3 separate regions of the Homo sapiens genome follow, and all the other regions are linked to region 2. A link is an interaction called in ENCODE POLR2A ChIA-PET data of the cell type or tissue named here. Cell type or tissue: GM12878. All regions are shown on one strand. Links, peaks and the distances in the headings refer to the core of each region. The heading gives the core; the rest is flanking DNA.

Region 1 (4,761 bases), core at 342-4,341, 240 kb after region 2:
CATTACAGGTGTGAGCCATTGTACCCAGCCCCAAAGTTTCAAAGCCAGTCGGTGGCAGAGCTGGGACTGGGGCCCAGGCTGAGCCTGAGGGTGCTCCCACCACAGTGTCATGACTCCGGGCCAACCAAAAGCTCCTGTGTAGGAGATGCTGGACCAAGTCGGGGGATGGTCGGGTCTTCCCAGCAAGGTGGTTGAGCTGAGGGCAGAGGTGGGGTCCCCAACCTCTCTCCGGCCATCAGTGCCTACAATGATTGCCTACGGTGATTACCTACTCACCAAAGTGTGATCTTGGCCAAGACACATCCCTTTTCCCAGCCTGTTTCCTCACCTCTCCTACAGAGGGTGCCACTATCTCAGGGTGTGACTGATGGGGATTCTGGGGCCTGGTGGATGGTGGGCACTTTGCACCTGTCATAGATGTGAGCTGAGATGGCTTCACCACCCCTCATCTGAACCCTCAGAGTTAGGCAAGTCTGGGTTTGGGAGAGGAAGCATGGGCTATAAATGCTAAGTGAGGGCAATCCTGGGTGAGGCTATGGACAGCACCTGGGAACAGGAACCAAATACATTCGTTTTTCTGCCTTGGAATTTGCGAAAACTCACACTAACTGGGATGAGGAGCGAAAAGGAGGGTCGTCTGGCAGGGCGGTTTGTGTTCTGTGGCCAAGATGTTCCCGTGAGGCTCGGGATTTTGGAAGCCCATGGGATTCTGGAACCGCGGGGTTGGGGCTGGACAGCAAGGGGGCTTGAGGTGTTGGCCTCAGTGTGGCCGGCGCGTCCAGCTTCACCACCTGGCCTGACTTAAGGAACTTCTAGATTATTCTGACAACAAGCAGGGCTCCCCAGGGAATAGGATGGGTGAGCAGGGAACGGTCTGTTTCTTCCAGGGCTGTGTCCCCACATCCGGACCTCACCTTCCCAGAGACGATCTTCTCATAGATCTGGATGGGCTGGTCTGCGAAGAAGGGCGGGTAGCCAGCGGCCATTTCATAGATAAGAACCCCCAGGGCCCACCAGTCCACGGCCTTGTTGTAGCCCTGGAGCAAGATGGGGGGGCACAGGGTGAGGAGGAGGCGAGAGCAGGAGAGCAGAGCCGGCCTCAGGGGAAGGGGAGGGCTGGGGAGGCTCCTACTTTGCTCAGGATAATCTCAGGGGCCAGGTACTCAGGGGTGCCGCACAAGGTCCAAGTGCGGCCCTTCACGCGCTTGGCGAAACCGAAGTCTGTCACCTGTGGGCACAAGAACAGGCAGTTGGCAGGGAGGAAGGGTCCAGGCCACGGCTTCCCCAGGGCTGCCCCTCGCCCGGCCTGGTGGGCACCTGAATGTAGCCCTGCTGGTCAATGAGCAGATTCTCCGGCTTCAGGTCCCTGTAGATGAGATCCAGCGAGTGCAGATACTCAAAGGTCAGGACGATCTGGGCCGCGTAGAAACGGGCATGGGGCTCACTGATGGGGACAAATGGGGAGGTGAACGTCAGTGGTCATGCCCCAAAATGGTCCAGCAGGTGGCCCTGCAGAGCCTACCCCAGAGGAAGACACCTCCAGTCCAGCCGTCAGAAACGCAAGGCACCTGATTCTTAGATAGCCCGACATGGGAAACAGCCTGTGGGTCCATCCACAGGAAAATGGAATCACAGACTGAGCTATAGTCATACAATGGAATTCCACTCACCACCACCACCGCCAACAGGACAGCCCATGCATCCACTCAACAATGTGGCTGCATTTCAAACTGATTATGTTAAGCAAAAGAAGACACAAAAGAACATGAATGATTCCATTTATATCATGTCCACGCCCAGACAAAACAAAGGCACGGTGTTTGAAGTCAGAAAGGACAACTGCCTTTGGTGGGGAGGTGACGTGTCAAGAGAGGGATTCGGCCCGGTGCGGTGGCTCACCCCTGTAATCCCAGCATTTTGGGGGGTCGAGGTGGGAAGATCGCTTGAGCCCAGGAGTTCGAGACCAGCCTGGGCAATATAGGCAAGACCTCACCTCTGTATGTATGTAGATATGTGTGTGTGTGTGTATATATATATATATATTTTTTTTTGATTAATTTATTTTTTTTAAGACAGTCTCGCTCTCTTGCCCAGGCTGGAGTGCAATGGCATAATCTCGGCTCACTGCAACCTTTGCCTCCTGGAAACAAGTGATTCTCTTGCCTCAGCCTCCTGAGTAGCTGGGATTACAGGTGTGCACCACCACGCCCGGCTAATTTTTATATTTTTAGTAGAGACGGGGTTTCACCATGTTGGTCAGGCTGGTCTCGAACTCCTGACCTTGTGATTCGCCCGCCTCGGCCTCCCAAAGTGCTGGGATTACAGGCGTGAGCCATGGCACCCGGCCTCCACCTCTGTATGTTATTGGAAAAAAAAAAAAAAAAAAAAGGGATTCAAGGGAATTTTCTTAGGTGATAGAAAAGTTCCATATACTGTTTTGGGTGGAGGTTAGGTAGCTATATACAACTGTCAAAACTTGTAGCATGGAACATTGAAGAACTGTGCATTTTGTTGTATGTAAAGTGAATCTATAGTTATCTATCTAAAATACAACTACAAGGCCAGCGCGGTGGCCCATGCCTGTAATCCCAGCATCTTGAGAGGCCAAGGCGGGGGGGGCGGATCACCTGAGGTCAGGAGTTCGAGACCAGCCTGGCCAACATGGTGAAACCCCATCTCTACTAAAAATACAAAAATTAGCCAGGCAAGGGGGCATGCACCTGTAGTCCCAGCTACTTGGGAGGCTGAGACAAGAGAATCACTTGAACCCGGGAGGCAGAGTTTGCATGGAGCCGAGATCGTGCCACTGCACTCCAGCCTGGGTGACAAGAGTGAAACTCTGTCTCAAAAAATAAAATCAAATAAAACTACGTATGTAAACTTATAAGTTAATAAGACAAATTTATAAGTTAAAAATTTTTTTTTTCTTTCAGCAGGGTCTGACTGGGTTACAACCCAGTCTGGACTGCAGCAGCGTGATCACGGCTTATGCAGTCTTTTTTTTTTTTTGCATATGTTGAACCAGCCTTGCATCCTAGGGATGAAGGTGGGCTCATGCAGTCTTGACCTCCCAGACTCAGGTGATCTTCCCACCTCAGCCTCCCCAGGAGCTGGGACTACAGGAATGTGCCACCACACCTGACTTTTTTTTTTTTTTTTTGTATTTTTTTGTAGAGATGGGGTCTTGCTATGTAAGGCTGGTCTCAAATTCCTGGGCTCTAGCAATCTGCCCACCTTGGCCTCCCCAAGTGGGATTATAGGGCATGAGCCACAGTACCCAGCCTGTATCTTAAACTTACAAATTTCTGTATATAGATTTATTTTATGTATAAAAATATATATTAAAATCTACACATATAAAACTGTCCACCTATATAAAATAAAATAATAGTATAATTTTTATTTTATTTTTTTGAGACGGAGTCTCGCTCTGTCACCCAGGCTGGAAGTGCAGTGGCGCGATCTCGGCTCACTGCAAACTCCGCCTCCCGGGTTCACGCCATTCTGCCTCAGCCTCCCGAGTAGCTGGGACTATAGGCGCCCGCCATCACACCCGGCTAATTTTTTTGTATTTTTTTAGTAGAGACGGGGTTTCACCATGTTAACCAGGATGGTCTTGATCTCCTGACCTCGTGATCCGCCCGCCTCGGCCTCCCAAAGTTCTAGGATTACAGGCACGAGCCACTGCGCCCAGCCAATTTTTTTTTTTTAAAAGAGACAAAACCTCACTATGCAGCCCAGGCTGGTCTCAAATTCTTGAGCTCAAATGATCTTCTCACCTCAGCCTCAGGACTAGTGGGACTACAGATGCATGCCACCTTTTGGGGCTCAAAAAATGCACAAAATCAACAACTTCAATTTTTTTTTTTGAGACGGCATGTCACTCTCTCACCCAGGCTGGAGTACAGTGGTGTGATCTTGGCTCACTGCAACCTCTGTCTCCTGGGTTCAAGTGATTCTCCTGCCTCAGCCTCCCAAGTAGCTGGGATTACAGGTGCCCACCACCATGCCCAGCTCAGTTTTGTATTTTTAGTGGAGACAGGGTTTTGCCATGTTGGCCAGGCTGGTCTCAAACTCCTGACCTCAGGTGATCTGCCCACCTTGGCCTCCCAAAGTGCTGGGATTACTGGTGAGAACCACCGTGCCTGGCAGCAACTTCAGTTTGGACACCTAAGTTGCCCTGTTTGCTCTGTTTTGTTTTGTGGTGGTTGAAATATCACATATTCCTCAGCAGAGGGGAAACAGAAACCCACAGGGTCTGGGAGACCACCTGCATGTTGAAGTATGCTGGACTCCTCTGCATTCCCAGGGGGCTTGGTCGTGCACTGCCACCTGTGGACACCCTGACAGCCTGATGTGATGGGGGGTGGCCCGCTTACCTGAACCTTCCGATCCGCCGTAGGTGTGAGAACATCTCCCCGCCGGGCACGTACTCCATGACCATGTATAAGTTTGAGTTGTCCTGTGGGAAGCAGTGGCTGGTCAAGGGCCCACCCCTGAGACTTGGACCCGATCTGAAGGCCTTGGGGGCCTCCCCGGCTGGTGTTCAAACATTAAATGACAACAGCGATCCTGGCTCCCTGTAGGAATCATGTTCTACAGGGGCGACCCTTATCCTGCTGTTAATGGGTGAAAGTGAGGGCTGGCTCAGAGGTATGTCAGGACCTGGTTAGCCTGCCTTGGCTGGAGAGAGAACTCTGTAGTACCTTGCTCTGGGAGCTTGAGTAAGGCTCTGAGGCCACAGTTTTGTCATCTGTAAAA
Region 2 (4,761 bases), core at 539-4,538:
GCTAGGAGTGTGCTACTGAACTCCAGCCTGGGCAACACAGCAAGATCCCGTTTCTAAAAAACAAATCAAACAAACAAAAATCCCTAAGCCTTCTCATCATACTTAAATCCAAACTCCTTACTGATCAAGGACCTATAAGACGTCACCTCCTCAAAAGCCTTCCCAGATTGCACTTTCATCTTCCAGGCTGGGCCTTGACTCTCAGCACTGAAAACTCTTCATTGTAATTGGCTAGCTACATGACTAGCCCCCTGCCAGATGGTGGCAGGCAAGCTCCTAGTCTGTTTTGTCCCTCCCCCACTTCCCATCATCTCACCCCACATGCATGCCAGGAACATAGTGATTATTAATGCATTAATTCACTAGATATTGACTAAGGGCCTTTTTTAAGTTCTCCAGCAGTGATGAAGACAAACGTTGTAGGCTGGGCACGGTGGCTCATACCTGTCATCCCAGCACTTTGGGAGACTGAGGCAGGAGGATCGCTTGAGCCCAGGAGTTCGAGACTGCCCTGGGCAACAAAGTGAGACCCACCCCCATCTCTCCAAAAAAAAAAAAAAAAAAAAAAAAGACAACAGCTATTGTGCTGGCAGAGCTGACAATCAAGTACAGGAGACAGACAAGAAACAAGATGTGTAGTAAAACATGTAGTGTGTTGAAAGGTGACAGGGCCAGGCGCGGTGGCTCACGCCTGTAATCCCAGCACTTTGGGAGGCCGAGGCAGGCGGATCACGAGGTCAAGAGTTTGAGACCAGCCTGGCCAACATAGTGAAACCCCGTCTCTACTAAAAATACAAAAAATTAGCCGGGCATGGTGGTGGCACCTGTAATCCCAGCGACTTGGGAGGCTGAGGCAGGAGAATGGCTTGAACCCGGGAGCGGAGGTTGCAGTGAGCCGAGATCGCGCCATTGCACTTCAGCCTGGGCGACAGCGAGACTCCATCTCAAAAAAAAAAAAAAAAAAAAAAAAAGGTGACAGGGTTGTGAGAAATAAATAGAGGAGAAAGCAAGGTGGGTGCAATTTTGAAATAGGGGAGTCGGCCGGGCTCCATCTGTAATTCCAGCACTTTGGGAGGCTGAGGTGGGCGGATTGCCTGAGCTCAGGAGTTTGAGACCAGCCTGGGTAACATGGTGAAACCCTGTCTCTACTAAAAATACAAAAAAAATTAGCTGGGTGTCGTGGTGGTTGCCTGTAATCCCAGCTGAGGAGGTCTGGAATGGGGTGAATGAGGGAGGGAGTGGAGAGGGTGAGGCAGAGAGGAGACAGGAGACTGTGCAAAGCCTTCTGGGTCCTGGGGAGGACTTTGGCTTTTGCTCTGAATAAGGTGGGAGCCATTGAGGGTTCTGAGCAGAGGAGGGACTGGACCTGACTTGGGTGCTCACAGGCGCCCCGCCCCGGCTGCTGTGGTGGGGAGGGGATTAGGGGGATGGGGACAGACTGTCGGGGGCTGCAAGGTGTGCAGAGAGGTGGCAACTGGAGCAATTCTGGGGAGAGATGATGGAAGCCGGACCAGGGTGGGCCTTGGAGAAGTCAGGATTCTGGATGCATTAGAAGGGACAGTAACTAGCCTGGGAGCAGTGGCTCATGCCTGTAATCCCAGCACTTTAAGAGGCCAAGACGGGTGGATTGCTTGAGTCTAGGAGTTCGAGACCAGCCTGGGCAACATAGCAAGACCTATCTCTACTAAAAATACAAAAAAATCAGCCAGGCGTGGTGGCAGGTGCCTGTTGCCCCAACTATTTGGGAGGCTGAAAGAAATGGGAGGATGGCTTGAATCCGGGAGGCGGAGGATACAGTGAGCAGAGATCGTGCCACTGTACTCCAGCCTGGGCGATAGAGCCAGACCCTGTTTCAGAAGAAAAAAAAAAAAAGGACAGTAAGCAAAATTGTTAATGGGTTGCATCTGTTAATAAAAGTTTTTGTCTGAGCAGCTGGGAGGATGGAGCTGCCATTTCCGGAGACCGGGAAGATGGCGGGAGACCGTTTGCAGTTGAGGAAATGAGCTCTGAGCCCAGGGCTTCGTTCTGGCCCTGAAGTGTCCCTGCCCAGACTCTGGTGGGGTGCGGAGGAAAGCACCCACATGGCCTAGGCTTTGCCTCCTCGGGGCTTTCTCTCGGTCGATGCCTGAGTGTGCAAACTACACCCACATCTGAGTATACAGGGGCACCTCCGAAGACCCCCACGGCCTGACACATCCACCCAGTGTCCAATGGCCACAGCCTTGGGGGACTTCGGGGGCTGGAGTTCCGGGCTGATGGAGTTGAGAAGGGCTGCCTGGCTCTTACACCCACCTTGGGTCCCCACGGAGACCCCCAAGGGGACAGGAGGTGAAATCTCCCAGGGAGAGGTTCAGGAAGAGCTGCTGCTGTGTCGCAGCCCTGGGCTCCCCCTATGAGTCAGCACTGGCAGGGGCCCCAGGAACTGGGGACCGGGGGTGTGTAGGGGGGAGGGCAGTTCCCACGCCCTAAGGCGTCTGGGGCGCTGGGGCTTCCCCCACCGCTCCTCCCATCCTGTGCTGGGCTCTGGGGATCTTCAGAGGAGTCTGGGGGGTGAGAAGCCCAGGGCGGATTGGCCACTGGGCCAGGATCCAGGAATCCTCTCTCCTGGTCTGACCCAGTTCAGGAATGCAGAGGCCGCCCGCCCCGGCAAATGCGTTGCAGCAAGAAGGAGAGTTAGACGTAGAGAAACACCGAGTGAGTTGGACATTTGTGTGGACGGCACTTCTAGGGGGCTTTATTTAAGAAGGGGCCCTTCCTTCTGGGGACTCTGCATTTGAGCAGTGGAGGCTCCAGCCTGGGGTGTCCAGGCAGAGTCCTCAGCTACCGTGGAGTGGGAGGTGGCGGGGAGGAGGGGGAGGAGACTGCGCTGAGAGCTGAGATCAGTCCCGCCGGCCTCCACAGCTGGGAGGGCGCTGGACTCTGCTGCCCCCTGCTGGTGGCTGCAGGAAATTCAGCGAGCAGGACAGCTGGCCGGTCCTGGAGAAGAGACGGGGGGAAAGGCCTCGCACAGAAAGAATTCCAGCTCTGCCTTTTTTTTTTCTTTTTTCTTTTTTTTTGAGACGGAGTCTCGCTCTGTGGCCCAGGCTGGAGTGCAGTGGCACAATCTCGGCTCACTGCAACCTCCGCCTCCCGGGTTCAAGTGATTCTCATGCTTTAGCTTCCTGAGTAGCTGGGATTATAGGCGCGTGCCACCACGCCCGGCTAATTTTTGTGTTTTTAGTAGAGAAGAGATTTCACCATGTTGGTCAGGCTGGTCTCGAACTCCTGACCTCGTGATCCGCCCGCCTCGGCCTCCCAAAATGCTGTGATTACAGGTGTGAGCCACCACGCCTGGCCCCAGCCCTGCCTCTTACAGGCGGTACCACCTTGGGCAAGGGCAGGCCCCATCTGGGCCTCGGTTGCCCATCTGTGGAAAGGGCAGTATTCACTTCATTGGCCTGCTGGGAAGAATCTGAGATGATGATAGGCATTCCTGGGACCAGGAAGAAGGTTCGAAGATACAGCTGGGGAGAACTCTACCCTGGGCCCACCCTTCTAAAGAGAATAGTCCCTGCCTCAAGGGTTGCTCTGGTCTGGATGGGAGACGAGGCTCATACACGTCTATGAGTGGATGAATGAGTGAATGAATAAATGTGAATGTTGCATATTCCAAAGCAAGTCCCTCCCCAACCCCTTCCGCCTCTTTTTCTAAGAGAGGAACTCTTTCCCCAATACGCTCTTTTTTTTAGAGATGAAGTCTCTGTCTGTTGCACAGGCTGGAGTACAGTGGCACCATCATAGCTCATTGTAGCCTTGAACTCCTGGGCTCAACGGATCCTTTTGCTTCAGCCTCCCAAGTAGCTGGGACTATAGGCGCTCACCACCACACCCAGCTAATTTTTTTTTTAATTTTATTTTTGTAGAGACAGTGTCTCGCTGTGTTGCCCAGACTGGTCTTGAACTCCTGGCCTCAAGCGATTCTCCTGCCTCGGCCTCCCAAAGTGCTGGGATTACAGGCTTGAGCCACTGTGCCCGGCCCCCCTTGCCTCTTTTCTGTAAGAAGGGCTGGCCGGCAGGGGGGCGGGCGGCACAGGAGGGCCATCAACAGAGCTGACTGGCCCCCCCCAACCCCATGGAGGTATGATTACTAGATTGCAATGAACTCCCATTCTCTCCCCTGCACGTGTCTCTCCATCCCCACTCTGGGAGAAGACTTCCTTTGGGAGAGGTTAGGTGTAGACTACAGCTGGCCCCTCTAACCTTTGGTGGGGTTGGGGGTCGGGGGAGTGGTCCTGGAGACATCCACTCTCCTGGACCTGGAACCAGACTTTCTGGGCTGAGACCTGAAGGCAGCTGGACGATGTGGGAGGGTGAACCTGTCAAGGAGAAACTGAGGCAGGACTGTGGTGGAGGAGGCTGAAAGGAAGTGAGGGGTGCGCGATCAGGTGGGGAAGGGCCATGGCCCCATAAGGGTTAAGGTCTGGGCTTGGAAGGGGGCCAGTCAAAGGTTTCTCCATCCCCCTCTCAGACTGGGGTGGGGGATAAATAAACAGAATGAGAAATCTGTCAGCTCAGCCCGGGCCAATGGGAGGCTGCCTGGCGCCATGGTTTGCCCTGATGTGACCTTCCTCTACCAGCCGCGGTGGCCACTGCGGGCAGGGGCAGTGTGTGGAGCCTCAGCCAGGGTACGATCATTCCAGCCTTGTGCATGCTCTTATACCTGGGCAGGGGGAGGGGGGATGTCTGGGGAGGAGTACCGTCTGTGCAAGGATCTTTGGGAGA
Region 3 (4,761 bases), core at 342-4,341, 220 kb before region 2:
TAAATGAAGAATAATGCCTGATTGCTGCAGGGTTGTTATGACAACCAAATAAGATAATGATGGTGAATACTCTTTATGGAATTTTTTATTGAGGTATCATTTATATACAGTAAAATCCACCCTTTATTAGTATACAGTTCTATAGGTTTGGACAAACATACACAGTCTTGTAGCCTCTACAAAAATCAAGAAATAGTACAGTTCCCTCACCCATAGACAGTTCTCTTTTGATCCTTTGTAATTAATCCCTTCCTGAAGCCTTAGCCCATAGCAATCATTGATCTATTTTCTGTCCCTACAGCCTTGCCTTCTCTAGAAAGTCACATAAATCAAAGTGTACACTACATAGACACTTGAGTCTGGCTTCTTTCACTCAGAATAATGCACTTGATATTCACCTATCGGTATTTTATTTTTTTAATTGCTGAGTAATATTCCATTGTATGTGAATATTCCATCACTTTTTTTTCATAAAAGTGAAATGCTGTATAAAATTGTAAGGACTTATTATTCTTGGAAAATATATATACATGCAGGCAGGAAAGTCTGCCTTAGTTTGGGCTCCCTCAGAAGCTGACCTTGAGACATGATTCAAGTGAAAGTTGTTTATTTTAGAGTCAGTTCCAGGAGACTCAGTATGGGAAGATAAAGTGACACAGGGAAGGAAAACAACAAGCATCAAGCAAGTTACCACTGTGGGCAACTGACGCTCAATCTACTGGTGACCTCTAGGAGACAACATAGAATACAGATCTCAGAATTGCCCAGCAGAGGAGTGAGGGAGCTGGGATATTTATCCTCCACCTTCCTACCAGTCACTGATTGACAGCCACTCATGGAGGACATTAAATCTCTAGCATTTCTGGCCCAACTGTGTAGATCATAATGTGTACCCCAAAGACCAGAGACAGTCCTCAAACAAATGAATGCAGGTGCTGGCCACTGGAAATTAGGCCAGAGTGTGCTGACCAAGGATGAGGTAGGGGAAGGCCAGGTGCCGACCATTCCTCCTATAGAGTGGATACATAATCAGATCATAAACGATCTCCCCTTAATTTTCATCTCTTTCTTAAGCTGTAAACATCAAGTATTTTTATAGCTCTTCAAGATGCACTGCATGGAGACCTTCTAAATCATCTCTATGTCCTCTAATTGGGCTTGTCACTCACAGCTAATATTGCTATATTTATAGTTAATCTCTCCATATAGCGTCTTATGACTTATTTTTGGATTTGTGAGTCAGGCGTGCATACTCCAATATGCATGCTCATGCTGCTGTTTATCTATCTCTACGGGAAAACAGGATGTTGTGTTCCTTTTTTCCCTGCCTCACCGTACCCACTCCTGACCCTTGTCTGACAGCCTTTGGCTTATATTAATTTTCATAAATACCTTCTGCTTACTTCATAGTTTTCCAAATATTCGAAAATACTTTATTTCACTTAATCTGCAGGATAACACTAGGAGGCAAGCAGAGACCTCTTGCCTCTAATGCATTTTACACATGAGAAAACTGAGGCTCATGTCAATTAAAAATTAATTTAAGCTATTTCATTTAAGTTAAAAATTAGTTTCCACTGCATCATATGGGATGCTTCTAGTTGTGAATAACTAAAATCCCAAACTGAATTAAACATTAAAGAAAATTATCAGCTCACATGAAGAATATAATAAATAAAAAGTAGGATGTGCTTTCAAAAGAGGTTTGATGTGTTGGCTCACAAGATGACTGCCAGGAGGACCTTCTGCAACTTCACGCCCCTTGTTCACAACCGGAGATGGATATACACTACCTCCATCCTGAGATTCACTCTGATTGGCCCAGTCCATATCACATGACCACCTCTGAGCCAATGAAGGTAGATGGGGTATGCTGATTGGCCTAAACTGGTCACATGGTCTACCCGGAAGCTAAGGCAAAACTCACTTCCCTAGAAATAGATGGAGTCCCAAGTGAAAAACAGCAAGAAAGGGAAAATATTGGAAGACATTCATGGAAAGTGGGTTAATTAGGAATGTTGTCATCTGTAGGTTACCAATAACCTGAGTAAGAGTGGCTTAAATAAATAGGACTTCAGTTTTCTCACAAAGCGAAAAGTATGGAGGTAGATGATAGCCATTTTTTAAAAAGCCATTCTCAGGCACGGGCAGTGGCTTGTCTGTAATCCCAGCACTTTGGGAGGCCAAGGCGGGTGGATCACTTGAGATCAGGAGTTCGAGGCCAGCCTGGCCAACATGGTGAAACCCTGTCTCCACCAAAAATACACAAATTAGCCAGGCATGGTGGCGGGTGCCTGTAATCCCAGCTACTCAGGAGGCTGAGGCAGGAGAATCACTTGAACCCGGGAGGCAGAGGTTGCAGTGAGCCAAGATCATGCCACTGCACTCCAGCCTGGGCGACAGAGCCAGACTGTCTCAAAAAAATAAATAAATGAATTAAAAAGCCATTCTTCTCTCCTTCTTTCACCCACCATCCTCACTATATTGCTTTTCCTCCTTAAATTTAATCACTTCATAGTCTCAAAGGTGGCTGCTACAGCTGGAAAGGAGGAGTAAGTTCTAGTGTTCTATACCACTGTAGGATGACTATAGCTAACAATTATGTATAGTTTCCAATAGCTAGAAGGAGGATAGTGACCGTCCCAACACAAAGAAATGATAAATATTTGAAATGATTAATATACTGATTATCCCTGATCTAATCACTATACATCGTATGTATCATGTACAATTATTTGTCAATTAAAAATAAAATTTTAAAAAAAAATTTATTTTATGTTTATTTTTATTTTTTGAGACACAGTCTCACTCTGTCACCCAGGCTGGAGTGCAGTGGTGCGATCTCGGCTCACTGCAACCTCCGCCTCCCGGGTTCACGTGATCCTCCTGCCTCAGACTCCTGAGTAGATGGGATTACAGGTGCACACCACCACACCCAGCTAATTTTTTGTATTTTTAGTAGAGACAGGGTTTCACCATGTTGGCCAGACTGGTCTCGAGCTCCTGACCTCAGGTGATCTGCCCGCCTCGGCCTCCCAAAGTGCTGGGATTACAGGCGGGCTGCCTGGCCAATTTTGTATTATTTATTTACTTTTTTTTTTTTTTTTTGTATGAGACAGGGTCTCACTCCGTCACCTAGGCTGGAGTGAAGTGGCATGATCTCAGCTCACTGCAGCCTCGACCTCCTCAGCTCAGGTGATTCTCTCACCTCAGGCTCCTGAGTAGCTGACTAAAAGTGCCCACCACCAGGTCTGGCTAATTTTTGTAATTTTTTGTAGAGATGGGGGTTTCGCCATGTTGACCAAGCTGGTACCGAACTCCTGGGCTCAAGCAATCCGCCTGCCTTGGCATCCCAAAGTGCTGGGATTACGGGCCTGTGCCACTGCATCGGCCTGCTCTTGCCTTTTAACAAGGAATAAATCTGCATCTTCAAGAGCCCTCCAGCAGACTTCTTTATCATGGGTCAAGTTCTCCCAATGTAGAGTCTAGTCTAAAATAAGCATCCTGATGCAAAGGGTTTATTGAGAAGGTTTGTTCCAGAAGAAACCATGAAGGGAATAAAGGAAGCAGAACAAGGAAAGGGAAGAAGACAAGACACGGAGAGGAAGTTCCAGCCTAACCCCTCCCCCATAGAGAGCTCCACAGCTTAAATTCCATCTTGGAGACTGTCCCATGGTGTCTCTCAATCAGAGAAGCAGAACCACTGTGAGTGATCTAGAACGGGGAATTTATTATGGGATTTGACCTTGTGCAATAGTGAGTTAGTGGAGCAGACTGTGGCCCTTGGTCTGGTACTGGGTCTGCAATCACTCTAGGTCAGCCAGCCCATCCGTCAGGAGGGAACACTAGCTGTGCACAAGAGCAGGGAGGAGCAGAACCCACGAGGGACTTGCGTCTGTCTCGCACCACCTGCAACCTCAATGTCGTGAGTGACCTGCAGGTGAAGCTGTCATCCTTCACCTTGGAGCTGCGTGTTCACTTGGCCTAGTTCTCAGGGAAGATGAAAGAGATCTGGCAAGAGCTGGAGAAGAGCCAACAGCTCTGCAGCAATGTGTGTGTGTGCTGCCGCCATGCCTGACACCTCCAGGAAGATTAAAAACTAGGGTCATTGCTTTACATCCATCTTCCAAATCTTGTGCAGGTTATTCTTCTAGCCAACTCTAACCCAGAACTTTACAGGGAAGAGAGAAGGGAGAAATGTTCTTCCAGCTTAGCTGAATTGACGTTATCCAAAGCCAAATGTCCCACCTGGAGAAAAAAGGAGTTAGCTCCTGGCTATAGGTGCCCCCAGAGAAGACGCAAATACACAGGCATTCCCCAGTCTCTGTGCAGGCAAGGAGGTCCCCGTGTCCAAAGGCAACCCTGTGATGGCCACAGAGGCTGGACGTCAGCAGCAAAACACGCAGAACTGGTAAAGGGATCAGAGGGGATCTGGGCAGGGCATGACAATGGCCGCTACATTTACTCTACATCTCAATGGCCAGAGTCAATGTCACATCCCTGCCCTGACTCATACAGGTCAAGGTTCCAGTCTACCCCAGAGGGTAACCAACCCACATCCACCACATCCACCATTAGCATGAGAGCCAAGGCAAAGACAACGTCATGTAATCCCCTTCCAGTGTCCTTTCCACTGTTTTCAGTATTGACTGTTTTCAGAACATAATTAATCAAGATTAGATGTCTAGAAAACCTTGTTTAAAATGTGTTGGCCGGGCACAGTGGCTCATGCCTGTAATCCCAGCACTTTGGGAGGCCGAG

Evidence for each region. Peaks named below come from ENCODE experiments on the same cell type or tissue, not always from the same donor. Only the 100,000 strongest peaks of a DNase experiment are listed, where the experiment ranks them.
Region 1: POLR2A ChIA-PET joins it to region 2 with 5 read pairs; 9 of 35 experiments call an interaction of 5 or more read pairs at or near these places.
Region 3: POLR2A ChIA-PET joins it to region 2 with 5 read pairs; 2 of 35 experiments call an interaction of 5 or more read pairs at or near these places.

Annotation. Positions count from the first base shown.
Region 1 is chr19:14,096,447-14,101,207 of GRCh38, forward strand. PRKACA (protein kinase cAMP-activated catalytic subunit alpha) reads right to left here. Exons shown (of 10, transcript NM_002730.4): 5 at 4,380-4,462; 6 at 1,318-1,444; 7 at 1,133-1,228; 8 at 915-1,037. Among named protein-coding and RNA genes, the nearest start is that of SAMD1, 8.1 kb to the left of the region's middle. In GM12878, for the core only: no CTCF peak of the experiment used is centred there; no DNase peak of the experiment used is centred there.
Region 2 is chr19:13,859,501-13,864,261 of GRCh38, forward strand. It overlaps a transcript of NANOS3 not described here. Among named protein-coding and RNA genes, the nearest start is that of MIR181C, 13 kb to the right of the region's middle. RefSeq lists enhancers at 2,133-2,562, 2,623-2,872. In GM12878, for the core only: a CTCF peak has its summit at 2,933 (motif pointing left); DNase peaks (open chromatin) are centred at 2,401 and 2,881; H3K4me3 peaks cover 1,164 bases; H3K27ac peaks cover 1,575 bases.
Region 3 is chr19:13,642,967-13,647,727 of GRCh38, forward strand. No RefSeq gene overlaps it. Among named protein-coding and RNA genes, the nearest start is that of YJU2B, 100 kb to the right of the region's middle. In GM12878, for the core only: no CTCF peak of the experiment used is centred there; no DNase peak of the experiment used is centred there.